2 separate regions of the Homo sapiens genome follow, and region 2 is linked to region 1. Evidence: chromatin loops called from intact Hi-C (ENCODE). Cell type or tissue: psoas muscle. All regions are shown on one strand. Each heading gives the region's core, and the rest is flanking DNA. Links, peaks and the distances in the headings are about the cores only.

Region 1 (11,606 bases), core at 3,174-8,173:
GGCCCAGAAAAGACAAACGCATAAAAAACTCAAACGTTCAGCAGCCGTTTATATATATATATATGAAAACGGAGCTTCGGAGCCCTGGGGGAAAGCCAAGGAAACAAAGCTGACTTCAGAAGCACCATCATTTCCTGCCTCTTGTCTCCCCCAACCATCCCTCGAGGTCAGGACGCTGCTGTTCTCAGCAGGTGCCACCCTGCTCGGTGTAACAGAGGCACACAAATCTGACTCTTCCCTGAAGCAGGGGTTCTTCACAATGACATCATCTTAGTGCCCGAGAGGCTGCCTTTTTTCATGGAAGACACGTTTATCAGGTTCCTACACCACGCCAGGTACGATGCCAGCCACTCCAGGTATGGAAACGAGACCATGGTCCCCGCCCTCAACAAGGGGTGCATCTAGTTCAGCAGCTCTCAGCCAGGGGCAGCAACCGCCCTTCAGGAGCATTTTTCAAGTGCCACTGCTATCGTCTGAATGTTTACGTCCCCCCAAAATTTGTATGTTGAAACCTAACCAAGATGATGGTATTAAGAAGTGGGGCTTTTGGCGGGTGATTAGGTCATGAGGGTTCCATCCCTACGAGTGCGATCAGTTTCCTTATCAAAAAGCCCCAACATAGCTTATTAGTCCCTTTTTGCCCTTGCACCAGAGGGCACATAGAAGTCTCCATCTATGAGGAGTGGGCCCTTACCAGACACGGAATCTCCTGGCACCTTGATTTTGGACTTCCCAGCCTCCAGGACTGTGAACGACAAATTTCTGTTGCATGTAAATCACACAATCAGTCTCAGATATTTTGTTATAGCAGCCAGAGCGGACTGAGGCAGCCACAATAATCAGGGAGGTTGCTACTGGCATCTAGTGGGCAATGCCAAGGATGCTGAATGTCTTGCCAAGCAAGGAACAGTCCTCAGAATGAAGAATTATGCTCCACTACATGCCACATGTAGAACAGTTGAAACTCTAGAACAAATCTATCAGCCTAAAATAAACCAACAAACTCTCCCTTGACTTGCACACAGTTGCTAGAGATAGCGAGCCAAAAGTACAAATAACAATAATGACAATAATCTATAGTCCGAAGAGGTGACCTGCTCGTCATGTCTAGTTTTGGACCCTAAAACACCTCAGCTCTCACCAAAATTCTTCTTCCACACTTCCCAGGTCCTCCCTGCCTCCATAGTTGGCCTATCCTTCCTAAAGTCCTTGCTACTCCGGTGTGGTTCAGTAGCATCTGCATCCCCAGGGAGTTTGTAAGAAATGTAGACTCTCCGGCACCCCAGGTCTGTTCAAATGGAACTGCATTTTCATAAGATTCCAAGTGATCATAAGGACCTAAACGCCTAAGAAGCACTGCCTGAAGTCACTTCAGGGCCGACTCTGGCACTTTCTGCTCAAAAGTCACCAGGCGGCAGAAGTAGTGAGGGAGACTCCATCCCTGCATCCTCTCCATCCCCGGCATCCTGGTGAGATGGCACAGCACCTCTGTGCAGAGCAGCCGGGTGCCACTGGAATGACAGGTGGCTCTTAATGGTGGGAAAACAAGAGAGGGGACTCCACAAAAAGTCAAACAGGTGTCCAGCCTTAAGGAACCCACCTGGGGAAGATTCTCATTTAAGCTCCATACCAGTCAAGAGGTGACAACACGTGGCAATGCTAAGGAACACTGTTTAATTCCCGAGGGGCTTGCCAGCCTGAGAGGACCCAGAATGAGTGTAAAATGAGGTTGCAATGTCTCCCTCAGCACCAGACAACACCTGTGCCCCACCCCCAGGCTTCACTTGGGGACATGGGGCTCAGATCCAAGTCTTATTTCAGGGTTTCTCTCCCAGCTGCACCAGAAGCTGCCGGGTAGGCAGGTACTGACTCCCCTCTGTGGGCCCCTCAAGCACAGTATGTAAAGCCAAGTTGGTACTAGGGTGACGACTGTGGAACGGGGTGAGATGGGATGGGATGGGACAGGATAGGATGGAATGAGAGGGGTGGAATGGGATGAGTAGAGCAGGTGGGATAAAATAAGATGCAATGGAACAGAATGTTGGAATGAAGGAAAGAGAAGGTTACAGAGGCTGGGCCCAACGATGCCCCTTCTCCTTATCAACCATGGAAAAAAGTGTTCCTACAGGGAGACGTGTACAAGAATGTTTACTATAGTGAACAACTGGAAACACCCTAAATACCCCCCACCAGGGGCCTGCTGCATAAAGCACGGGGCATCCACACTACGCAAGCCCCACAGCAGCTAATAAGAAGTAGGGAGATGTACCCGCTGAGGTGAGAAGCTCTCTGAGGTCTAATACTAAATGGAAAAAAAGCAAGTTGCAGAATGATAGATCCAATATGGTATCATTCATTTTTTAATCAAAAATCAATATAACATTGTTTCTGTGGATACACATAACACTATATTTCACTGAACGTAAGACACCGTGGATGGTAAAATGCACCATTATTTTACAGACCACTGAAAAAGAAAAACAAAACCCACTGTCAATTAAACCATGACAAGCCACTAGTTGAAAGATGCACCTCAATTTCAGAAATGTTAAAATGTGTCTTAGAATCTATGAAATACAGTATTACGTAAAGGTGTAGGAGAAGGTCTGGAATCAAGAAAGCCAAAATGGTAATAACAGTAGTTAACAAGGGGGTGGGGACAGCCTGAAGCCTATCTTTGAAATTTTTACAAACAGAATACATTTATGGCCAGACGCAGTAGCTCATGCCTCTAATCCCAACACTTTGGGAGGCTGAGGCAGGAGGATGGCTTGAGCCCAGGAGTTCAAGAGCAGCCCTGGGCAACACACGGTGAGACCTCGTCTCTAGAAAAAATAAATAAATAATTTAAAAATTAGCCAGAAATGGGGCCACATGCCTGCAGTCCCAGACACCTGGGAGGCTGAGGCAGGAGAATCGCTTGAGCCCAGGAGGCTGCAGTGAGCTATGTTCACACCACTGTACTCCAGCCTGGGCAACAGAGCGAGACCCTGTCGCTATTTAAAAAAATAATAATAATAAAGAATACATTTATGTATTACTGTGATATTTGATCACATTTAATTGTTTTAAAATAATGAGGGAAGGCCTTCTCTGCTCCTCACTTGGAGGCAAAGTGATGCTGATAACATAGGGGCCTGCATTGGTCACAGAAGGAACGGGCGCCCGCACTGCTAATGCACGGTGGGGCTCGCGTGCCTGAGCAGGTGGGGTGCCGCAAAGCTTTGTGAAGAGGAGAAAAAAAGCTCTTAGGAATGTCCAGAGGGGAAAGTGCCATTGGAAAAAAAAGAAACAATAGAAAGAGAATTTGATTTCGGGAAACAAACAATTCATAATCCACTGATAGAGGGCTACTCAGGGGCTGAGGGTTGGCCCCCAAAACAGCTCCTTCATCTCCCCTCACTGCCCTCTGCAAAAGCAGTTTGGAAAGTCATAATGCCATCCTGAATGCATCCCTCGCTAGGGACCTCCTCAGACTCAAGCTTCTAATTCCACCTTAATATCCAATTCTGTGTGTCAGGGACGGCTGAACCTCGGCCTGCAGCCGCCACATCACCTTGCCCTGCACACAAATAAAAATAGCTTTGGTGCTCAGAGCACCGGTTCCCTTGTCTTATCCTCTGGGGGTCCCGGGAGCGGCGCGATCCGCGAGTGGAAACCACGTGTGATGGAAATACATAATGAACAAAGAGGCTCCGCGGATGCATCCTTGACCTTCCTGCTTTTCCTTGACCTCTCCACTGCCATTGTCCCTATGAAGCCACAAACAGAATGACACCGTCGTGCAGGTGACAGCCACAGAATGCCTTCCATTGCCAATTTCTCCAGGAGTTAAGCAGAAAATGGATTTAATCAGAATGATAACTGATTCATGTCGCCATTTATGCAAATAAAGTTTTGGCAGCTCAGGCCTCCATTTGTACACCTCCACTTGCCAGGCGCTGGGCCTCCAGTCTGACAAATCTGCTCCTCTGCTCCATCATCTGTGGCCTTACAGAGCAAGACCAAAGTGCTGGCAATTGGCTTGTCCCAGGAAAAGGGACCACCAAAAGCTAAAAGCCCACAGTCACCTGACATAGCCTCAGGGTCCAGGAGAAACAGGGCACCACCCACTCCCCCACACAAATCACACAGGAAACTGCTATAAACTGGGGCTGATCTCCAAAATCTGACTTCTGAGCATTTGCTCATCCGCAGGATCTAAGAGAGCCCAGGGAGTGGGGTGGGTACAAAGGATATTTGCCACTGTCCCCTCTAGATCCGCCCCCACCTTGGTCCATTCCTGCTCTGTGTTCCTGCAGCGACTGCAGTGGGGGAGGAGACAGATTTGGGGTAGTTATTCTCCCAGCCTCTGCCCTGCCCTGCTGCACCCCTCTCCCTCAGCAGCCTCCCTACAGCCAGTCTCTCCAGGTGGCCTAAATGCCCCTCCCCGCACCCTGGCAGGTTCTCAGGATGATGCCCCACTCCTGGACAGCTCCCCTTCTTCCCCTGCCCGCTTCTGCAAATGGGCCCTTTATTAAATGCTCCTCCATCTCCCGGTTTGAGTGCGCCATCTGTTTTCTGTTGGGACCCTGACCAAGGGGGTATTCTTTAAAGAATTTTTAAGTAAATATGTCTGCAAGGTGTTTGTTGAGACTGTGATAAAAAGGCATTCGAGGAAGCAGTGTGAAAGATGCCATCCGTGAGACTGGAGAGACAGAAAGTCAGTGATCAGACACGCAGGCCCAGAGAATGTGGGCGAAGAGGGAATCTTCCAGTAACTCACTCCCCCGCTGCCAGGGCCCCCATCCCTCCCCTGTGATCTGGCTGTGTGGAGTCAATGACCAGTGGCTTTCTCCCTGCAACTCCATCACGCCTCCCACAGGGCAGACAAGTCAGCCCGGCAGTGTGGTAAAGGAAGGAGGAGAGAGTGAACCCACCAGGCACAGTTGCTTCTGAAGCCCAGCTCTGGGTCTCTTGCTTAACGCCCCAGCAGTGCTTCTCAAATCCCATCCCCAGGAGCCGGAGCATCTTCCTGTGCCCTGCAGACGGCTCATTCTCCCAGGAGATCATGGGCTCCGAAGGGCGGGAGCCAATTGTATTTATTCATCACCTCACACATGATGGTATGACGGTATGACGAAGCACCCGGTGCTTACCTCCTTATTATCTGTTTCCCCAACCAGGGCAGGGATCTGGTCTACTCAGGGTGCTGCTATATTTCAACACGCAGCCAGGGCCTAGTACATACTAGGAGCTAAATTAAAAACTGATGGGGCCAGGTGCGGTGGCTCACACCTGTAATCCCAGCACTTTGGGAGGCCAAGGTGAGCAGATCACCTGAGGTCACGAGTTCAAGACCAGCCTGGCCAACATGGCAAAACCCCATCTCTACTAAAAATACAAAAAATTAGCCAGGTGTCTGTAATCCCAGCTACTTGGGAGGCTGAAGCAGGAAAATTGCTTGAGCCCGGGAGGTGGAGGTTGCAGTGAGCCAAGATCTCGCCACTGCACTCCAGCCTGGGAGAAAAAAAAAAAAAACTGATGAGGCCGGGTGCAATGGCTCACACCTGTAATCCCAACACTTTGGGAGGCTGAGATGGGTGGATTGCTTGAGTTCCAGATCAGCCTAAGCAACATAGTGAAACCCCATCTCTACAAAAAAAAAATTAATTTAAAAATAAAAATGGGTGGTCTGAAATATGAACTGCCCCCTCCACTGAAGACCGAAATGCACCCTGGGGTTTGTCCCGCGGCCCCTGCTCTCCAGCCCCCAGGAAGCCATGGGAAGAGCCATTTCTGGAATGGGAAGGGAGGTGTGAGTTGGGTGTGGCTTGGTGGAATTTGAGGAGGGGAAGGCTTCTTTCCAGTCCCGAGGAGACGGCCCAGCTGCAAGCCCCCAAGAATTCCTGGTGTTCGTGCCATCCAAGGGAACAACTTAGCACCACCCAGGCCACTTCCAACAAATCACTGAGTAAGTATTCCCTGAGCATTTACTATGCACCAGGTCTGCCACAAGGCCAGAGACAGGAACAGGCATGAGGGAGACAGCACAGGACGGGACTCCTAAGAGGGTCACCTTCGAGTGGCAGAGACAATAATTCAAAAACATCAAGCAATCACTGCCATAAAGGAAATAAATGGTGTGATGTGTTTGGCGTTGAAGGGAGCCGCTGCTGCAGGAGACGGGGGAGGGTGTCAGCAAGGAGGGCCGCGCTGAGGAGGTGACCTTGGAGACACAGAAGGAAGTGAGAGAGCTATCCACGTGAAAAGCTGAAAGAACACCCGGGGAAGGCAGGTGGTGCAAAGGCCCTGCAGTGGAATGAGCACGGCCTGTTGACGGCTCAAGAGGAGGAACTGAGGCCGGGCACGGCAGCTGGCACAAGTATCCCAGTGCTTTGGGAGGCCAAGGCAGGAGGAGTACTTGAGGCCAGGAGTCTGAGACTAGCCTGGGTAACTTACCAAGACCACATTTTTTCAAAATTAATATAAAATACTTAGCTGGGCATGGTGGTGTGCACCCATAGTCCTAGCTACTGGGGAGGCTGAGGTGGGAAGATGGCTTGAGCCCAGGAGTTCAAGGCTCCAGTGAGCAACAATCGTGCCAGTGCCCTCCAGCCTGGGTGACAGAGTGAGACCCTGTCTCCCAACAACAAAAGCCAGACACAGTGGCTCACACCTGTAATCCCAATACTTTGAGTAGCTGAGGCAGGAGGAATTTTTGAGGCCAGGAGTTCAAGACCAACCTGGGCAGCATAGAGAGACCCCATGTATGCAAAAAATCAAAAAAGTAGCTGGGCACAGTGGGGCATGGTGGTGCAAGCCTATAGTCCCAGCTACTCGGGAGGCTGAGGTGGAAGGATTGCTTGAGCCCAGGAGGTCGATGCTGCAGTGAGCTGTGATAATCAAGCAGGAGGAGGAGAAGCCGCAAGAGGCACAGGGCCAGGCAGGGGAGTGGATTCATCCCCAGGGCAGTGGGGGAGGAGCAGAGTCAGATGCAAGCTGTCCTGAGGACAGCGGAGGGCAGTTGAGGAGAAAAGGCTGGGTACAGGCTGGGTGCCCACAGGCAGATGCCAGCCATTGCCCCTCCCAAGTCTCCCTGCTGCCTGCCCCTCAGCCACCTTCCTTCCACCTACCTCCCACAACACACCCCACCAACCCTCAGAGGGGTCAGACCCGCTCCAGCAGATCTGACCTCATCACCCCCATCATGAGGCAGCACCAACCTGCTCAGCCAAGCCCTTGGAGAGGCTGAGACACTCCATATCCAAGGGCGGGGACAGAGGTGCAGGTGTGCTCCCCCAAGCTGGCTGCCATTCCCCCACCTGCAGAGCCACCTCGCCTGCCTCAGTCTTCCCACATGCACCCTCATACCCATGACGTCATTTCCAAAGGCAGCCAAATCCTAGCCAGTCAACTCCAAAATAAAACTGTTTAACACAAAATGAAGCATTTTATAATCCCCTGTACATTTTTTCTCTGAGTTGGCACAGAGTGTTTAAAAACACTGCCAAAACACTCAACCAATAGTAGCGCTTTATTTTAGACCAGTGCCAGAGTTAAATTTCCTTGCTCTTTTCCTGTTCCGAATCCCCCGCCTCTCCCTGCTCCCCGGCTTTTGCTGCGACACTAGAAGCAGTTCCTCCTGATCGCCCCTCTGAGCCACTAGGCCAGTGGGCTGGGGTGCTGGGGAGGCTGTGACCAGAGGAAAGTGGAATCCGCATTACGGGATGATCTGCTGGGAGCACTCCTTGACCTGCAAGCCCCAGTCAGCGGGAGATAAATTTGGTTGGTTTCTCATTTTGTTTGGGGATGTTCTTTATTTTTCTGTATTAGGGTGTCATGTTAGGGATGTCAATCACAGGATCTCAAGGTTTGAAGGAACCTGATAAATCCACATGCCCATCTCTCAGCCCCAAGCCTGCATCCCACTCTCCTCCCCCGCCACCCTCTGATGTGTTCATCTCCAGGCTTGCAAAGACTCTCACCAACCAAAACATCACTCCTTACACATAGGCCAGGCAGGTGTCCCTGGGGACTTCTGGAATTGGTCCTGGTCTGGCCCTTGGAGTATCAACATTAATGGAGAAAGGGGTGGACAGGTCTCATCCCCACTCCCCCACTGCCCTGGCACACAGAGGCATCTTACCCAGAGGCAATAATAAAAGCATCAGCCACTCAAGCCATACCTTCACCATCATAGGAACAGGCCCCCATGGAACTGGTAGGGCTGGCTGGACTTCCAGCCAAGCTCTTGCCTACCCCTCAGTTCAGGAGGTCAGGTCACCTGCTGTCTAGGTTAAATGGCCTCAGCTCCTTCTCTCTTCAGGCTGCTTCTGCGGCCAGCATCCATCCCCACTTCTTCTGCTAGCAGCACCCTGATTTCCTCTGGGGAAACTTTTCAGGTCTGCTATTCAGAGCACTTGACTTGACCTGAGCCAAAAGCCATCATGGCATTCCTCAGAGCCAGGAGATGCAGGAAGACTGGGTCCTTCGCCCTTCACTGGAGTCCCTGGATTCAGCTGCACCTGAAGATAGTCCTACACCTAGGTTTCTATTTACATGAGCCAATACATTGCACTGTTTGATTTCAGCTGGTTAGGATTTGGTTGTCTGACACTGGTCGGCAGGGAATCCCAACCTTCCAACTTGCAAGCATGACCCTGAGATCTCTCCTTCTCTGTCCTCCCTGAACCACTCCCTCCAGCAACACACAGAACAGACACTCTTTCTGCTTCTGCTGACATAGCGTCAGAGCACAGTAAATAACCCTTTGGCAGTGAACCGGCTCCTGTTCTTCATTTCCACACCACTCATGCACACATTGGCCAGTACTGAACTACTGGACTACCCCACAGAGGGAGGGGACCAACCAACTCATAGGAGTACATTCAAGAATCCCCTGGCCAAAGTTATCGAGGGGCCCAGTAAGCTACACAAGGGCAGGAACTGTTGTCTGTTTTGCTCACCCAGTGCTCACCCAGTGTTTTGCTCACCCAGTTCCCAGCACACAGTAGATGCTTTTAAAAAAAGCCTCTGTGGCTGGGTGTGGTGGCTCACACCTGTAATCTCAGTACTTTGGGAGGCCAAGGTGGGAGGATCACCTGAGTCATGAGTTCAAGACCAGCCTGGCCAACATGGTAAAACCCCTTCCTACTAAAAATACAAAAATTAGCTGGGTGTGGTAATCCCAGCTACTCAGGAGGCTGAGGCAGGAGAATTGCTTGAACCAAGGAGGTGGAGGCTGCAGTGAGCCGAGATTATGCCACTGCACTCCAGTCTGGGTGACAGAGTGATACTCTGTCTCAAAAATAAAAGATCTGTGAATGAACGCACACGTGCCAGGGGATGCTGTGGTTCTAAGGAACACACTTCTCTTTCATCCGTTAAGTTTGCTTGTTCCTTTGAGTGCCTGGAATTGTGGAGTAAGGAATGGAAGAAGAGAGCATCAACACTTTTCAGCTCTGTCTTAAGTCTGTTCAGGCTCATATAACAACAATACCAGAAACTGGATGGCTTCTAAACCACAAATGTTTATTGCTCACAGTTCTGGAGGCCGGGAAGTCCAAGATCAAGGTGCTGGGAGATTCTGTGTCTGGTGAGGGCGCATTTCTCATAGACAACACAGTCTTGCTGCGTCCTCACATGGTGGAAGGAGCTGGGCAGTCCTCTGGGTCCCCTTTTGTAAGAGCACTCATCCCATTCTTCCAGAGCCTTCATGACCTAATCACCTCCTACAGGCCCACTGCTTAATACTACCACATTGGGGATTAGATTTCAACAAACGAATTTGGGGGAAAAGCAAACATTCAGACCATAGCCAGTTATAATAAAGGACTCTTCTAGAACAACTCCCCTCTATTTGCCTCTTTTACCCCAAAATCAGGTCAGGATCCCAGCTGGAGGCTATTCCTATCCTCACCCACAGGCATTTCTCAAAGCTTTTGCAAACCTCAAATTGGTAGTAACCGAGATTGATTACTCAGGGAACACAATTTTCAGATCTTTATGCCCAACAGAATCCAGAATTAGCACAAGCACCTCCAGGAGAAAGGCAGCAGGGCCTCTCTGGGGGGCTCTGGCCTTTGCTTTTCCCGCCCAGGGGTGAGACAGAGGATAAGGAGGGCAGGAAGTGCCGGCCTAATGAAAAAGCAGACCTGACGGGAAAGGAAGAGCAGCTCCACGTGACGGGCCCTGAGCTGGCTCAGTGACACTGAGGTTTTAGAGCTATACACTAATACACTGGGGGAAAAAACTTATTATTGAAATATCTACAGAATAAAGAAAAGACCTTGTTAGTGCAATTTTAGAATACGTAGCTGCATCCCTCTTTCTCCCTCTGGCTGATGGCAAATGATGTGGTTTTTTGGTAACACTTGGGTGATATAGTCTGGCTCTGTGTCCCCACCCAAATCTCATGTGGAATTGTAATTCCCAGTGTTGGGGAAGGGGCCTGGTGAGAGGTGATTAGATCATGGGGGCAGATTTCCCCCTTGCTGTGCTGGTGATGAGTGAGTCTCACAAGATGTGGTTGTTTAAAAGTGTGTGGCACCTCCCCCTCACCCTATCTCTCCTGATTCACCATGCTATGATGTCCTTGCTACCCCTTCACCTTCCGCCATGATCGTAAGTTTCCTGAGGCCTCCCAGCCATGCTGCCTGTACAGCCTGAGGAAATGCAAGTCAATTAAAAACCTCTTTTCTTCATCAATTACCCAGTCTCAGGTAGTTCTTTATAGCAGTGTGAAAATGAACTAATATACTGGGTTTCTCAGGAACGCACGAGAGAGGTTCAGCATAGCTGGCTGATTTCAGAGTTGCCTCTCAACACCATCTGGGCACCTGAGCCACTCAGGCTCAAGGCTCCGACTAACTTGGTGGCTGCCCAGCCTCTCTCCAGCCTGGCCTGAGACCTGAACATAATATTGTAGGGGCCAAGCCGCTGGTGGATGCCACGAGGGCTTGACACACCATTACCCCACCTTCCACCTCCCAGAGCACTGCCCCCAAAGGACCAAGCAGCAGAGGTTCAGGGGGACCATGGCTTTATGGAACACCCAAGGTGGGGGCACAACTTCTATGAAGTTTGTTAGAATTCAAGGGTCAAAGTCACTCTTCCACAAGATGCAAACAAAGAAAAGGTCCAGTGCAAACAGTGTGAGGTCCGTGGGTCTGGAGACCTCAAAGACAGTGAGCTCGATGTGGCATTCCCAGAAGCACCCATGAGCCAGGCAGGAGCTGCATATACACGGGCACCTCCTGCCAGAAAACATGGGTGCCCTGCAGGCTGCACTAGTCCCCTGTCCACCCTGGGAGCTGCAATCCCACCCCCCACCAGCAGTTAGCAGATAACCTCAGAGAGTGCTGGCTAAGCTACCACCTCCCTGTGTGACCTGGGACAAGTACTACCTCACTAAGGAGCCTGGTCCAGTCAGTGCCCTGGCTGTGTTTGAGAGACTGGTTCTGCCATTGTTTCAACCACATTCAAACCAAAAAAGGTTTGAGGATATACACACCAAGGATTCTGCTTCCCTAAAATTCTAAGATTACCTGACTAGACACTGTCAAAAGCAAAAGTATTGGTTATCAATTGATAACTGATACCTGACAATCTGGCATTTCATTGCA
Region 2 (11,606 bases), core at 3,583-8,582, 62 kb after region 1:
GACAGCGGCTGGGCCTTGGAAGACTGCCACTTTGGAGTAGGTGGGAAAGGGGAGAGAGGGTGCTCTCGGAGGGGCACAAGGCATAGGGGCCAAGATGCAGACGAAGGACAAAGTGCGGGCCTACAAGAGATCATCTCCGGGCCCTACTACATCACCCACCAACGTGGCTCTCCCAGCCAACTGCCCCAGTGAAGCCTCTGTTGCTTCCACCTGGCCCAGGGCACTAAGACTTCCCAAAGTTGTTGGTGGCCTCTGAATCCAGCCAGCCACCCCACAGGAGCCTCCCCACGGCAGCAGGAGGCCATGGCTTCCAGCCCCCACCTTCCCTCCCTCGCACCAGAGCTTGGAGGGGTGCTGGATGCTGGAGGAGTCGGGGCCAAGGGACGGAGGAGCAGAGAAGCCAATCTTCCCCTCTGCCAAGGCCCAAGGCACCTCCAGGTCAGGCCCCGGGAAGTGGGCTGAGAGGTGTTGTTCAGGAGTAAGACTAAGCATAACACCACCGATGGAGACTGGTATCATTTGGCTGTGTCCTGTGTCCCCACCCAAATCTCATCTTGAATTTCTTTTTTTTTTTTCTTTTTTTTTTTTTTTTTTTTGAGAAGGAGTCTCACTCTCTCACTCTGTCACCCAGGCTGGAGTGCAATGGTGTGATCTCAGCTCACTGCAACCTCCACCTCTCAGGTTCAAGTAATTCTCCTGCCTCAGCCTCCTGAGAGTAGCTGGGATTACAGGCATGCACCACCAAACCTGGCTAATTTTTGTATTTTTTGTAGAGACAGGGTTTCACCATGGTGGCCGGGCTGGTCTTGAACTCCTGACCTCAAGTGATCCTCCTGCCTCAGCCTCCCAAAATGCTGGGATTACGGGCATGAGCCACCAAGTACAGCCTCATCTTGAATTGTAGTTCCCAAAATTCCTATGTGTTGTGGGAGGGACCCTGTTGGAGATAATTGAATCATGGGGGCAGTTTCCCCCATACTGTTCTCATGGTAGTGAGTAAATCTCACAAGATCTGATGATTTTATAAGGGGTGTGTCCCCCTTTGCTTGGCTCTCATTCTGTCTTGCCTGACACCATGTAAGACGTGCCTTTGCTCTTCCTTTGCCTTTCACCATGATTATGAGGCCTCCCAGCCATGTGGAACTGTAAGGCCATTAAACCTCTTTTTCTTTATAAATTACCCAGTCTTGGGTATTTCTTCACAGCAGTATGAAAATGGACTCACACAGAGAAAATTCAGCTCCCACATACCCTCACCAGGGTTCTCCCAAGAACTAGAGCCTTAGCCAGGGTTCTCCCAAGAACTAGAGTCAAGAGGATCCACATATGGATATATGGAGAAGTGTTATGAGGGCCTGGATCACACAGATGTGTTATGAGGGCCTGGATCATACAAAAGAGATGTGTTATGAGGGCCTGGATCACACAGGTATAGAAGCTGGAAACATCCCACCCTGTGTCATCTGCAAGCTGGAAGCCCAGGAAAGCCGATGCTGCAGTTCATGTCCAAATCCCAAGGCCTGAAACCCAGGGGAGCTAATGTTGTCAGTCCCAGTCCCAGGCTGAAGGCGCAAGAAACAGGAGTGCCGACGTCCAAGGGCAGGAGAAGACGGATGGCCCAGCTCAAACAAAGAGAACAAATTCACCCTTCTTTTGCCTTTTCATTCTATCCGGACCATCAGTGGACTGGATGATGCCAGCCTGCACCGGTGAGAGCCGTCTGCTTTATTCAGTCCAGCCATCAAAATGCTCATCTCTTCCCGAAATACCTGCACAGTCACACTCTGAAATCATGTTTCACCAGCTGTCTGGGCAGCCCTTAGCCCAGTCATATTGACACAGAATTGGCCATCACACCTGCCCTGACACATTGGTCCAAGCATCCTTGGTGAACCCGTGGGTCAGGCACAGGCTCACCCCTGTTGTCCCAGCTTCGGGGGCAAGGGAGTGCCAGGTTCTAAAGTTAGTCTATGAGGCAAATGTGTCTTAGAGTCAAAGTTATTCCCCAAAACTCTTTCCTCTCCCCTAAGATACAACTGCTGTGGCTTGAGATACATCCATGGAGAATGGTTTGGTCCATACATCAAGCATGTGGGATGAAAATACATCTTAAAACCCCAGAGTCAAATTTACCTGCCCCACAAGGGGCCACAGAGACCAACACCCGAGGGAACAGCAGATTCTCACCCACATCACAGGTTGTATTAGTCCATTCTCACACTGCTATGAAGAAATATTTGAGACTGGGTAGTTTATAAAGAAAGAGGTTTATTGACTCACAGTTCCACATGGCTGGGGAGGCCTCAGAAAATGTATAATCATAGCAGAAGGCAAAGGAGAAGCAGGCACCTTCTTCACAGGGTGGCAGGATGGAGTGAGTGCTGAGCGAAGGGGGAAGCCCCTTATAAAACCATCAGATTGGCTGGGCACTGTGGCTCATGCCTATAATCCCAGCACTTTGGGAGGCCTAGGCGAGTGGATCACCTGAGGTCAGGAGTTCGAGACCAGCCTGGCCAACATGGCAAAACCCCATCTCTATTAAAAGTACAAAAATTAGCCAGACATGGTGGTGGGTGCCTGTAATCCCAGCTACTCGGGAGTCTGAGGCAGGAGAATCGCTTGAACCCAGGAGGCGAAAATTGCAGTGAGCCGAGATGCCACCATTGCACTCCAGCCTGGGTGACAGAGCAAGACTCCATCTCACAAAAAAAAAACAAAAAGCAAACAAAAAAAGCCATCAGATTTTGTGAGAACTCACTCACTGTCACGAGAACAGCACGGGGGAGACTGCCCTCATGATTCAATTATCTCCACCTGTTCCACCTGACACATGGGGATTTGGGGGATTACAATTCAAGAGATTTGGGTGGGGACACAGTGCCTAACCACATCGCAGGTTCCCTGAGTAAGCCAGCTCCTGTTGACTGCAATTGCCAATCCCTTTACACTGTTATTGTCCTCATTTTTTGGCAAATGTGCCTATCTATGTTGAAGGAAGTTAAATGATAAATAATGACCTGTACATAGGCATATGTTGTTGTCAGCAAAGTAAAGGGTGAGTGGAATCTGTGCTATAGTGCAGCTCTGCCACAAACTTGCTGTGTGACATTGGGCAAGATGCCTAGCCTCTCTGAGCCTCAATTTCCACCTATGAAATACAAGAATAATGATAATACCAATGGTCAAAGTGCGCCCGCAAGGACTCAGTGAGGCAATGCCTATGGAAATGCCTGCTTGAGGGAGGCAAGGAGGCAGAGTGACAACCACATGGGCCTTGGGGACAGTGAGCTGAGTCCAAATCCTGGCCCAGCCATTTACCAACTGGCTGGCCCCAAGTCTCTGCAAGAGCATGCAAGGAATGCCAGCACAGACATGCACGAGCTCAAGGGCAGAACCACAGGAGCCTACAACAGTCAGCTCCCAAAGCGAAGCCACACTGTGCAGCTATGGCCCTATCTGAGCTGTGGCCGTCCCTGATGGGTGAGTCCTACGCAGCTCTTTCCCAGGCTCCTTGGGGTCCTCAGGCCCTGTGGCTTTGCAGAAGTCAGGGACTGTGGCTGGAATCCCAGGCTGGCCACCTCTCTTTGCTTCCTCTTTCCACGTTTGGAGAAGGCATTTCCTCCCCTTCCAGCCCTGGGCCAGTGGGTCAGGTTTCCACCCAGATGGAAAGTCCCACCCAGGGCCCCCAGAGGACAGCTCACCATGGAAACTCCACAGGGCACCCGCCAGACACGGAGTAAGTGGCCACTGGCAGGCCTAACTGGGGCAGGCTCCCAGTCCTGCCCACCAGGAGGGGGAGGTGGGCAGGAGAGGGAGAGGGGGCTCCAGCCAGACTTTAGATCTCAGACACAGAACAACGTTCCTACACACGCAGAGCAAAAAGTGGGTGATCGTGCGTGCATGCAGGTGTATGCATGTGTGTGAGCATGCCCTGAGCCCTCTACGCATTCTGAGCCTCAGTTTCCCTAACTGCACCCCTGTTGGAGGCTGGATTGGACTCAGATAAGATGAGTAAATGCAATCATCCAGTAAGAAGTAAGCAACAGGTGGGTGGGCTCTGCCAGATGAAGACCCCCAGGCCTATCGGAATAAACCACAGCCAAATGACAGTCTGGGCAAGGGGAGGAGGGGACACCGTGAGTGAGGTGCCTCCCATGGTGTTCAGTTCAAAGGAGAAGCACATAAACAGAGCTTCCCAAACTGTGTTCCAAGATTCCGGGCTTAGGGATAGGTGGTAGTCAAAAAAAGGGATGAAGGACAGATTCTGAGCCCAAGAGTTTTAAGAACCCTCTCTATGACTCAAAGCATCCACAGGCATGTTGAGGGCCCTTGGAGATCCTGCCTTAAAGAAACCCATTCAATTGCACTTAACCAGGCACTTAGGAAAGTTACCCCAGCAGCTGCCCCACCAGCCCCCAGACGCAGCCCAGCAAAGGCAGCATTGCCTCCGCCCAGCTCCCTCCAGGCTGTACTGCATGGAACTCCAGGGTTGTGTGGTGCACTGAGGCACGGAGCATTTTTCCAGGGTCAATTGAAGAAGGAACTCTAAGAAAGATGTTTCTGCATCGTGTGCCAAATTGTTACTGAGATGGTTCCTGCTGTTTGTCCATTGATTAATGAGGATCCACAGAATAAATTCCTCAGCATTCCAAGCCAGGGGGAAAACACTGGTCTGTCCCAAGCTCTTACATAATACAGAAGCAGCTTTGATTCTATTTCTCTTTGGGCCTTGGCTGCCAGGAGGCTCAAAGGCATCCTGACCCTTCCCTTAGGTTTTGACATAATTAGTCTCTTCAACTATTATTTGAGCTCCCCACTGACCCACAGGCCACCTCGACAGCCTTTCATTAGTAATCATCACAGTTAGCACTTATTGGGGACATGCTGTGTGCCAGGCACCATGCTGGACACATGTCATGTACCCTCTCACTTGTCCTTATAATGGTGCCACAAGGTAGGGGCTTTGTTATTCCCATTCTACAGATCACAAAACTGAGCTCTGGGAAGGTGCAATCACTGAGTCAAGCCCATTCTCACAGTGAATACACTTAATTTGTGCTGTGTGTGTTCACCTGCCCACTGCTGCCTCCTCACTCTAGAATGTGAGTCCTGGAAGTCAGGGACCCAACTGTGCCCTTGTGGCCTAGAAGCACACAGACGCCTGACAATACTATGATGAATAACTGGTGGTGAATCAGGATTGAAATAAGGGCCTATCTGCCTGAAAACCCATGCCCTTAACGCTCGTGTCTTTTTGGTCTGCAGGGTTTGGTAAACCTAACGCTAAACTTAACCTTCAGTGTAACCCTAACCCTGATAACCAAACCTATGCTAACCTCTAGCATAATCCCAAATGAATTAATTAATAAGCCATGAAATGCTCCCTGCCTGACCCTGTCCTTGGCTCTGTGGGGCAAGGGCTCTGAACACAGAGGCTTGGGCCATTTAGGGAGAGGAGATGCAGGAGCTCAGGTGACAGCATAGATGGACTCAATGAAGATGGTGGGAGCACATGGAGTCGGCAGCAGGGAGAGGGCAGCGGAGACGGAAGGCTGAGTTTCCCTCCTGGGAGGCCTGGCCAGACCTGAGTAGGGCAGACCAGGCCAAGCGGAGCTGGAGCAGCGGTCACAGAACAGGAACGCTGAGCCGACCCCCACTCCCAGGAGCGGCTACTCTGGCCTGCGAGGGCCAGCCCAGCGGGTGGGGAGGCGATGCCCTGCCCAGCTTCCTGCCCCATTCCAAGCTGGCCAGGAGCCCCACAGCCAGCACAGGAAATAACAGGGGCCCCCAGAGGCCGCCCAGGCAGGCCCTGCTCCGAGGCCACCCGGGGAGGGAAGGAGGCCATTGTCGGCCTTTGTTTCAGTTTCCCCAGCATTACCCAGGCTCCAAGAGGCCACTGGGAGCTCACAAAGCTTCCCCCCAACCTGCAGCTGTCCAGCCTCCCCCAGCCCCGACCCTGGGGACAGGCCTGCCAGGCCCCTGGTCTCTTAAAGAGGCAGGTGCAGGGTGTAAAATGAAGTCACATGCAAGTTGGGGGTTGCGGGGCGGCCCATGCAGGCCACAGCAGGCCAGGCAGGCGAACAGACAGATGCACCAAGACTGGGGTCTAGGTCCACACCAGGGTCAGCCCAGCACTGGGCCCAAGTGCAGGGGTGCAAATCTTTGGATGGAAAGAATGTCTAGGGCCCTGAGGGTACGACAAAGAAATGGAAGAAAGAAAACAGAGCAAGGAGACAATCTGGACATCTTGAACACCCCGCCTGGGCACTGTTCCTGATCCTTCAAGGGAGACAGCCCAGAAACAGGCTTTTTCTGCTCATTTGCATGCCTGGGTGTGGATGAGTGAATGCTGCATATGTGTGTATGCCTCTGTATGTGCATGCATTTGTAAGTGTGTGCACATGCGCACTATGGGTATGTTGGCAGTGTGAACACACTCCTGTATGCACGTATGGGTGTGCATCTGTGTTATGCATGTGTGTGCATACCTGTGTCTGCAGGCATCTGTGTGGGTGTGCATTATGCATATGCATGCACTTGGCTGTGCGTACATATGTGTGTAGTATGGAGGAACATGTATGTGAAGGCCCATATATGTGAATGTGTGTATTGTGTGGAGTATGCATATGCCAATGTGCACATACGTGTGTGTTTACATGTGCATGGGTGGTACATGTGCATTGTGTGCAAATGTGTACCTACATGTGTGTGAATGTCCATGTGCATTGTGTGGAGTACATTTGCACTGAGTGAGAGTATGAGCATATATATGTATGAATGTGTGCATGCATCCTTGTGTTGGTGTGCATGTAATATGTGTATGTTGTGTGTGCACATGCATGCACACACAATGACTTGTGAATTTACACATCACCACCAAAGAGCACTCACAGGTTTTTGCCCATTAGCAATCACTCATTCCCACACTGACCCTGGTGGCTTCTCACTAGTGGTGTGTCGCTGCAATGACATTAGGGATTACAGCACATTCTAGTGCCCGTCATTCCACCAAGATGCAGTAAGTCTCCACTGAGTCCCAGGCACTGTGAATTAGCAACTACAGAAAGCGTGCCCTAGACTCAGACAAAACCCCAACTAGCTGTGCAGACTGGACTAGTCTCTTTAGCTCTTTGGCCTCAGTTGCTCATCTGTGAGACGGGAATGCTAATACTGTGGTTAACAAGGCTTAAATGAGATAATGCATGTCACAGCCCCCTGTCTGGCACCAAGTGGATGCTCACTAGATGGTTATTATTTTTTAATTGTTATTGTTAAGACAGTGATAATTGCTGAGGATACGACAGGAAGCAAACAGGCACTGTCCCTGCCTCCACAAGCTTGCCAGGTTTGCAAGGCATTTAGCCTTGATAAGTAGAATAGCATAAGTAAAATATATCATATTTGCCAGACTAAGCATGAGTCTGATGTGCTAACTATCACGTATGGCCAGCAGCCATCAGTTAAAGCAATCAACCATGACAAAGGAGAACAAATTATCAGTGGAGGTAAAATAATAATTTTTTGAACCAGAGAGGCATCAGATAGCCAGGTTCAGCATAATCTCATGTGTGTGAGAGTGTGTGTGTGTGTGCGTGTGTGTGCACCTGCCTGCACATTCAAGAATGTTAAGGGAATGTCAGCTGACATGACAGCAGCCTAACCCCTGTGGGCTGCCTGCAGTCTACAGCAGGGCACCATTGACCATATCCAACCCAGGAGCTGGGCCCTGCAGAGTGTCCACCCAGGAAGCCAACACACGCCAGGTGGTGTGGTCAAGCTGATTTTGGCCATTTCCTAATGGGCACTGGCCCATGGCCGCACAGTCCATGTGTCCAGCCCCACCCAAGGAAGGAACCTGATCTCAGGTCAGCCTCAGGCCTCTACCTTTCAGAGCAGACCCAGCCCACCTCCCACCAACCCCCACCCCACCTGGCCTTCCCCACTTGGGAAACAAGCCATGCCTCACCAACCACGGTGAACAAGAATGGTTCCCTACAGACTCAGTTCCACCCCAAATCTGCAGGAAGGTGAAGCGGATTGCCCCAGGCACTGTGGCCATGCCCAGAGATTGCCAGTCACGATGTGGGGAGAAAGGCAGGAAGCTGTGACGATGTGACGAGAAGGAGGGGCCCATCTGAGCCTTCTCTGTCACCCATACAGACGCAAAGCTCAGAGCTAAGCTCCTATGGCACTTCCCTCCACATGGTGTCAATAGCAAAAGTAAAGGTACAGGGTGCCAGGTGGCACCTTAGGGGTTGAGCACTCCATACGGATTTCCCGTGCCATCCTCACAATGGCCTTAGGAAGTAGAATTATTATTCTCCCCATTTCCGATGAGAAAATGAAATGACAGGGAGGTTTAGTAACTTACTCCATATTGAACAGCTAATAAGTATCTAGACCTCAAACCCAGATTTTGCTCTAAACAAAGTGAACAAAACTCAGGCCCTGCACTTCCCAGGACAAATACAGACGAAGAAGTAGAGGTGAGATTCTGCATCTTGGCAGACATTTGCCAGGCACCTGCCAACTGCCAAGCCAGGGCTGGGCTGTGGAGACACAGAGAATCAGACTTGGTCACTGTCCCCTAGGAGTGAGCAGAGCATCAGGGAGCTGGGTATAAGAGAAGGAACATTAGAACCAAGCAGAGGGCAGCGGGAGCACTGAGGGCCAGGATCAGGAGCTCTTTGGCTCAGGGGGCACAAAATTATGTCAGGGCTATCATGGGAAACTTCCTGGAGGAGGTGTCATTTAGGCTGAGCTTCAAAAAATGCCAAGGGGACACACACAGTCTATGGACCAGCAGCATCAACATCACCCTGGAGCCTGTTAGAAATGCAGAATCTCAGGCCCTACCCAGACCTGCTGAGTCAGAATCTGCATCTTGACAATTTGCACACATGTTCAAGTTTGAGGAGCACTGGTGCAAACCACCCCAGGACGCACAAGGCTGGGCAACACTGGAGGGAGCAGGATGGGCAGCAACTCCCCCAAATGCATGAGGAGTTATGCCATTGGCACCCCACCCCACACACCCCAACCCACAGACATGCCTGACTGTTTACAGGCAGGCTTCAAGTCGCCAAAGAACTATTGATTTCCAGTGTCCACCAGCAGGACAGCGGGATCCTTGGGGACCTAGGAAACAGCCAACACCAAAGAGAGGCCTTTCCATCCTCAGGGAGCACCCCAGCTTTGGAGAAAGTAGGACTGGCCCCTCCTTGTCTTTACAATCCTCATTACTGAAGTCCCCCGAAAAGCCCAACAGCACCAGGAGAGGAGGGGCAGGGCCATGGGCTTGCTGGGGCAGATGGTCCCAAATCAACTGAGCAACTGCGCTGCAAAATCTCAATGCCAGGCCAGGGACACGAGACAAATGACAGCATCCCTGCCATCAGGGAAGCCCCAAGTCCATCTCAAGTGGGTGGAAATCAGCAAGACAAGCCTAGCTCCGTGGAAGCGAAGTCATCAGCCAGGGTAGAGGTACAGGAGGAAAACAGGAGTCAGAAGACGCACTGCACACGTGTTCATTTCCACATGTCCTGGGTACCAGCACACTTGAGTCCAGAGCACACATGTGTACATGTATGCACAGGCTCTGCATACACATGTGCACAGCAGGCATGTCGACGAGGAAGCCAAGTACAGTGGAGCCCAATGGGGGCCCCAAGGCTGGTGCAGAGCCAGAGGAAAAGGGTGGGCAGGAAATGCCACCTCCTCCTCAGAGAACTGGTCCAAGGCAGCCCCAGGGAGCCCAGGATGCAGCACAAACCAGCAGGCGGAGCACAGGGGTGCTGGAGCCTCCCCCTGCCAGGGGTCCGAGTCAGGGCTGCAGCTACCTGGGCATACTTACACACAAGCACACACACAAGTGCATGCATCCGTGTGCACACAAGATACAGAATGCCCTACCCCATAGACTGCTCACCATGGTAACAGAGTGGCCACCTCTCAGCTCCAGTCACCACCTGACGATTTCTGAGGCCCCCTGTGCTAGAGGGGGAGCAGCTCTAACAAAGGCGCAGCCCGGGCTGCCTGGCCAGGGGTCCATGGAGCCAACCCGCCAGCGCATGCCTGCCACGCTCCCCCGGTGAGCTCAGGGCCACCGCGTCTTCCTACCCAGCCTGCCTGGCTCCACTTAGCTCAACTCCCCACAGGCTCCCCAGCCGAGCTAATGAGAAACTCCCCAGCTGGCCCCATATAAAAATGCATTTCATAAGTCTTTAAAATGCTGGGAAATTCTACATCTATTTAGTGAGACTTTTTTGCTCCTTTAAAATGTCCCTTGGTCCTCATCAAGAAGATGATTGGGTTGAGGGCTCAAGCACAAAAGGTGGACGCCACCAGCACACCAGCCGGAAGCCAAAGGGCGCCCAGGCAGCATGCACCACGGGCCACAGCCAGGCAGCTCCAGGCAAGTATCGTGGGTGGGTGGGACATCCCACAGGTGACCCAATGCAGGACGGTCACTTGGGGAAATGTGTAAAGTGAGACCCAGCGGGGAGCAATGGACAGAGAAGAGGGGAACAGTCTCTCCAGCCTTGATTTGGGGATTGAAAGAAAAAGTTAGAAGGTGCTGGGAGCCCCTGAGAAAATCTCCAAAGGAGAAAAAAAAAGACCACCCACACGAAGATGTTCATCATGGCATTATTTACAACAGCCATCACCTAAAGCAGTCCAAACGTCCAACAGGGGAGAGGCGGAGAATAACATTCATGCCCATCCACTCAAGGGCTCCAGCACAGACACTAAGGTGAGAGGTACGTGGGTCCCAGGATCACAGGAAGCTCAGGTCCAACAGGGACTACAGGGAAACCCACTGCGAGTTCAGCGTGGACTTCATCTAGAAGCTTATAGACGAATGGAGCTCGAAAGGGGACTGGGAGAAATGCAAACGCAAGTGCAGAAGCGCAGGGGTGTGGGTGGAGTTTCTGTGAAGCTGTTGAAATAATAACTATGCACTCCAGCAAAACACAAGCAGGGCAGGAGGCAGCTCCGCGTGGTTCAGAAGTGCAGGCGGGACTGCACGGAGTGGCCTCGCCTCCCCATGGTGAAAGGCCCGGGCTTCTGGACATTTCTATCCATTTCCCCAGCCAAAACCTCGGGGCAAAGGACTGCAGGGGATGAGGCTGTCGCCTTGGTCAGGAGCAGGGACCCTGACCATTCTCCTCACCCCAACTTTTACCCAGAACCAGGCTAAAAGAAAAATGGGAGGCTTCAATGCATTCTTCCCAAGGAGGTCCCAGGACACCAGCTACCCCATTGCCAGCTCTACCTCCCATCTGAGCAGGTCCCAGAGACTGCAGCCTTATCCCCACCTTCCCCTGCAAACTGGCCCCATGCCCAACACCCAGATGTGGAAGGAGGGCTGGGGATGGGGCTGGAGGTGGTGTGAGTCCCTGCAGAGAGCCTGGCCCAGTGTTTTCCAGGCCTGGCTTTGAACATGGGAGATGTGTGCAAGGTCTTCAAAACATGTACCTCCTCTCCTTCCAGGCAGCAAATCCTGAGAGCTGGCTGCAGTCAGACTCTTCTACCTGACCCAGGAGTGACCGGGGCACAGAGCTGATTCCAGAGAGTCTCCTCTAAAACAAGGCATGGGACCCACT

The links. Peaks named below come from ENCODE experiments on the same cell type or tissue, not always from the same donor. Only the 100,000 strongest peaks of a DNase experiment are listed, where the experiment ranks them.
Region 2: it touches region 1 in a loop (2.1-fold over the local background); 2 of 110 quality-filtered maps call a loop at or near these places.

What each region holds. Positions count from the first base shown.
Region 1 is chr16:49,709,120-49,720,725 of GRCh38, forward strand. All of the region lies in intron 3 of ZNF423 (zinc finger protein 423), which reads right to left. Among named protein-coding and RNA genes, the nearest start is that of ZNF423, 140 kb to the right of the region's middle. RefSeq lists enhancers at 3,064-3,631, 3,632-4,198, 10,549-11,050. In psoas muscle, for the core only: no CTCF peak of the experiment used is centred there; no DNase peak of the experiment used is centred there.
Region 2 is chr16:49,770,617-49,782,222 of GRCh38, forward strand. The region is part of intron 2 of ZNF423 (zinc finger protein 423); the gene reads right to left. Among named protein-coding and RNA genes, the nearest start is that of ZNF423, 80 kb to the right of the region's middle. RefSeq lists enhancers at 3,370-3,881, 5,420-5,931. In psoas muscle, for the core only: no CTCF peak of the experiment used is centred there; a DNase peak (open chromatin) is centred at 5,695; H3K4me3 peaks cover 793 bases; H3K27ac peaks cover 1,217 bases.